Linked DNA regions of Homo sapiens: region 2 is linked to region 1. Evidence: read pairs that join two places in POLR2A ChIA-PET (ENCODE). Cell type or tissue: PC-9. All regions are shown on one strand. Region 1 has its middle 48 kb from the start of ELF3. Region 2 overlaps GPR37L1 (G protein-coupled receptor 37 like 1).

Evidence for each region. ChIA-PET counts read pairs that join two places held together with the same protein. Peaks named below come from ENCODE experiments on the same cell type or tissue, not always from the same donor. Only the 100,000 strongest peaks of a DNase experiment are listed, where the experiment ranks them.
Region 2: POLR2A ChIA-PET joins it to region 1 with 9 read pairs; 4 of 35 experiments call an interaction of 5 or more read pairs at or near these places.

The regions. Positions count from the first base shown.
Region 1 is chr1:202,057,306-202,059,805 of GRCh38, reverse strand. No RefSeq gene overlaps it. Among named protein-coding and RNA genes, the nearest start is that of ELF3, 48 kb to the right of the region's middle. In PC-9, no CTCF peak of the experiment used is centred here; a DNase peak (open chromatin) is centred at 1,405; H3K27ac peaks cover 2,500 bases.
Region 2 is chr1:202,131,334-202,133,833 of GRCh38, reverse strand. It overlaps GPR37L1 (G protein-coupled receptor 37 like 1), which reads right to left. Exons shown (of 2, transcript NM_004767.5): 2 at 242-2,500. ARL8A (ARF like GTPase 8A) reads left to right here. Exons shown (of 7, transcript NM_138795.4): 7 at 1-430. Among named protein-coding and RNA genes, the nearest start is that of GPR37L1, 9.7 kb to the right of the region's middle. RefSeq lists an enhancer at 2,384-2,500. In PC-9, no CTCF peak of the experiment used is centred here; a DNase peak (open chromatin) is centred at 1,423; H3K27ac peaks cover 712 bases.

The DNA of each region.
Region 1 (2,500 bases):
AATAAAGGGTTACAAACAAAGTTGAGGAAATCTTCCAGAAATTAGAGTTGAAAGACAACAAGATGCAAACAGGAAAGAAAAGAGAATTAGACAATTTGCTGTGAAGAGCCCAACTTCTGATAAATAGGGGTTCTTGAAAGAGCAAAGAGTATACAAAAATTAGCTGGGCGTAGTGGCACATATCTGTAATCCCAGCACTTTGGGGGGCTGAGGCGGGCAGATCACGAGGTCGGGAGATCGAGACCATCCTGGCTAACACGATGAAACCCCGTCTCTACTAAAAATACAAAAAATTAGCCGGGCGTGGTGCCGGGCGCCTGTAGTCCCAGCTACTCGGGAGGCTGAGGCAGGAGAATGGCATGAACCCGGGAGGCAGAGCTTGCAGTGAGCTGAGATCGCGCCACTGCACTCCAGCCTAGGTGACAATGTGAGACTCTGTCCGTCTCAAAAAAAACAACAACAACAAAAAACCACTGAAACAATCCAAGCAAATTTCCAAAAACTGAACTAAATATCCTTCAGTTTTCAGGTTGAAAGGGCACAGTAAATGCCCAGAACGATGTTCGAAGATAGAAGTACACTAAGGCGGCCAGGCATGGTGGTTTGCACCTGTAATCCCAGCACTTTGGGAGGCTGAGGCAGGCGGATCACTTGAGGTCAGGAGTTCGAGATCAGCCTGGTCAACACGGTGAAACCCTGTCTCTACTAAAAATACAAAAATTAGCTGGGCGTGGTGGCACACACCTGTTGTCCCCGCTACTTGGGAGGCTGAGGCAGGAGAATCATTTGAACCTGGGAGGTGGAGGTTGTGGTGAGCTCTGGTCGCGTCACTGCACTCCAGCCTGGGTGATAGAGTGAGACTCCATCTTAAAAAAAAAAAAAGGAGGAATGAGGGATACAGAAGAATCAAGGATGACATCTTGATTTTTGGTTACAGCAACCTAGTAGATGGAAGTCACAGTTACTGAGATGACAGGGAAGACAGTCTGCCTCACCTCTGGCCCCTGAGGGCATGACTGGATTTCACAGGCTACACAGGCTCCAAGGGAAGCAGCACCCTCAGGGCTGGGCTAAATTTAACTGAGGCCAGAAAGTGAAGAGTGTTTGGTGGAGGGTGGGGAGACAGTAGGAGGGTAGATCAAGGGAGAGGAAACCCCATCACAGTAGGCTTGGGCTTGTAGGAGAACAGAGATGACCAGAGGGACTGAGAATTACAGCACTGTGGGTGTAACTGCAGCAGGCATGGTCCACATTGGTAGCTGGCAATGAGATTGGTTGGTTCCCCAGACTTTGTTTGTTCCTTTGACATCCAGGCTTTGCATGAACAAACACCCATGTCCCCTTCTCAGAAAATTGCCCATCCCCTTGTTGGAATTCTTCTATTAAGACAAAATCTCCCTTCCAGTGACCTATGCTCAGTGGTTCCTGTTTTTTATTTGTTTTTTGAGACAGGGTGGCCCAGCCTGGAGTGCAGTGGTGTGAGCATGACTCACTGCAACCTCAACTTCCCAGGCTCAAGTGATCATCCCACCTCAGCCTCCTGAGTAGCTGGGATCACAGGCATGTACCACCACACCCAGCTAATTTTTTAGTTTTTTTTGTACAGACAGGGTTTCGCTATGTTGCTAGGCTGGTCTCGAATTCCTGGGCTCAAGCGATCCTCCTGCCTCAGCCTCCCAAAGTGCAAGGGTTTCAGACATGAGCCACAGCACCCAACCATGCTCAGTGGTTCTTGATTTACCTTCTGGTCAGCTACAATGCAGGGTACATGACTTCTGTGCTTCCTCACTTTGAGCATTGAAAGCTTTTTACCTGGTCATACCAAACCTTGGCAAGAACAATTTCACCAGCCACCAATGAGAAGGGTCACTTCTGCAGTGGGTCTTTAAAAAAAATAGGCCCGGGTTTTCTTTTTAATATGATGTTGTTTTGTTTGTTTGAGATGGAGTCTCGTTCTGTTGTCCAGGCTGGAGTGCAGTGGCGTGATCTCAGCTCACTGCAACCTCTGCCTCCCAGGTTCAAGTGATTCTCATGCCTCAGCCTCCTGAGTAGCTGGGATTACAGACGTGCACCACCATACCTGGCTAATTTTTGTATTTTTAGTAGAGACAGGGTTTCACCATGTTGGCCAGGCTGGCCTCGAACTCCTGAACTCAGATGATCCACCCGCCTCGGCCTCCCAGGGTGCTGGGATTATAGGTGTGAGCCACCTTGCCCGGCAATTTTTGTTTTTTTAGAAGAGATGGGGTTTCACCATGTTGGCCAGGCTGATTTTAAACTCCTAACCTCAAGTGATCCACCCACCTCGGCCTCCCAAAGAGCTGGGATTACAGGCATGAGCCACCATGCCCAGCAACCCCTTCTTAAATTAACCCCTTGTAGTATAGTAGAGCTTGTCTCTCCAGATAAAGGGCTGTAGGGAAGGAAACCAGACGGGGCAGTTTTCCTGGCTCCCCACCTACCTCATTCCCCCAGGATATGTTTCCAGTGAGCATCCCAG
Region 2 (2,500 bases), 74 kb before region 1:
GCCTCTGGGGGCCCCTCCCCTCGACCCCCAGCCTGGGTAGAGCCACCAGGTACGACGACCAGGTACCAGAAACCACCAGGCACACGGGGCAGAAAGCCAGCGTCCATGCCCCAGCAGCCCCCTCCTGCCTGTTCCTGGCTCCCAGCTCCCGCCCCTCCCCAGGGCCCCCACCTCCACGGCCCACTTCATTTTCTGTTCTCATTTTGCAGAGTTGCACAAGGAGAGAACTCAGCATGGGGGGTTGGTTCTTTGGGTTCTGTTTGTTTATTTGTTTAATTTAATGATTTGTAAAGTGATGTTCCTCTTCCTTTTTTACACTTTTCAGCTCATATTTAACCTCTGTTTGGAAAATGATTCTTGTAACTGTACATTTTTTTGCTTCCTAATAACAATGACAACAAAAAAAATAAATGACCAGTTTTGTGTTGGGGGGGGTGTATGGTGCTGGTTACTTTTCCGCAGTTGGCATGGGTTGCCCTACAGGCCCACAGGGCCACCAGCACACCCCCGCACGCTGGGCACCAACAGAGCCACGGAGCGCGAGCACATGCCCGCCCGGGGAGCACAATGGCGCTGCACAAAACGGCCTCCCACACGTGCGTCCAGGCTCTTGCGCCACCTCCTTCTCATTCTCTTTTCAGACTTTCATGTAGTCCCAGCTTTGAGCCAGCAGCTGCCACTTGGGGCTGCAGAGCTCTGTTGAGGGAACTGCCCAGGGCTGGGTAGAGGCAGCAAGGGGACAGGGCTGGGTGCTGTTGTGTGCGAACTGAGCTGCACTCTCCTTAGGCCCAGTTCAGGCCTCAGCCCCTCTTTCCCAGGCCCTGGATCTCACCAGCAGCCAAGGTTGAGCCAGAACCAGAACCCTGTCCCTCCGGCCCCCAGTTCCTACCCCAGAACCAGTTAACTGTGCTTCAGGGGTAGGGCTGGGCCCACAGAGCCTGGGGGAGTGTCACCGCCTTTGCTGCCTCTCAGTTAGTGTCAATGCTATGGGTTTCCTGGTAGGAGCCCTGCCCTCGCTCCTCTGCTGGATTCTAGTCCCCCACCCGACCTCACCGTCAGAGCTGGTCCTCCCTCGGCACTGCTCACAGCTGCTGCCTCAGAGCCTGGTGACCCTGCCTGCTCAAATCCGAGGCCATCTTGACCCAGTTTCACAGTAAGCCCCACCTCCTCCCGCTCCACCTCCCTCGGCCTCTCCTTCACCCTGGAAAATGGAGCAGGCCCTTGCAGAACACCCCAGCCCTTCTCACCCCTCCCACTGCAGGAAAAAGGAGCCAAACTGTCCCTTAGTCCTGGGAGTGGGGACCTTGACTCCCCGTCCTGGGCCCTCCAGCCCCTCACCTTCATTGGTGCCCAGGGCTTCCTCCTGGAGGCAGTCATCAGACCTGTCAGAGCAGTTCCCTGCCTGGAGAGGCAGTTCCCCACTGCCAGAGAGTTGGAGGAAAGAATGTGGATGGAATTTGGCATCTGAAGCTAAGTGATTCTAGGGTACCTCCCAACTCCTAAGCAAAATGGGACATGTCCTCCTGGCTAAGGAGGTTGAATGGGAGCCAGGGCTCTATCCCCTGCCCTCTCCTGACTGCAAGCATGGCTAGGTTTTCCTGGGCCTGGGATCCCGGGAGAGGACCAGCAATCTCACTCATCTGGGGCTGTTTCCAGGCCAAGGTGCCTTTCTCAGATCCTGTGATCCTCACTGAGGATTGAGGTTTGAGATAAGAGAGCTGGTTACCAGGAAGCAAGCAAGCATCCTCCTTCCACAGTGCCGGCGTGCAGCAGGTGCTAATATGACTTAAAGAATTTGTTCAGGGGCCAGGTGCTCATGCCTGTAATCCCAGTACTTTGGGAGCCCGAGGTAGGAGAATGACTTGAGTCTGGGAGTTTGAGACCAGCCTGGGCAAAATAGTGAGACCCTATCTCTACAAATAATCAAAAATTAGACAGGCGTGGTAGTGCGCACCTGTAGTCCCAGCTACTCAGGAAGCTGAGGCAGGAGAATCGCTTGAGCCCAGGAAGTGGAGGCTGCAATGAGCTGTGATCACACCACAGCACTCAGCTTGAGTGACTGAGTGGGATCTTGTCTCAAAAAAAAAAAAGTGTTCAGCCAGGCATGGTGGTACACACTTGTAGTCCCAGCTACTCAGGAGGCTGAGACAGGAGGACTGCTTGAGCCCAGGAGTTCAAAGCCAGCCTGGGCAACATAGTGAGACCCCCCCACCCAGCTCTTAAGAAAAAAAAAACACACATAACCTATTAAAGTTGAATGGGAACAGACCATGAGTATAGGTAAATTGTCATGTTTGGGGCCCTTTGATGCCAAAACCTGGATGCATTTAAGAATCCCTGGGCCAAGCCTGCTCCTAACACTAGAGAATTGAATTCCCAAAGGAGAGGAAGGAATAAAAGGTTCGGGGCACCATGCAAAGTGCTTTATGTATCTTGTCTCATTAAATGACCATAATCCTCTGTGAAGGACAGATTATTCCCATTTTACAGATGAGGAAGC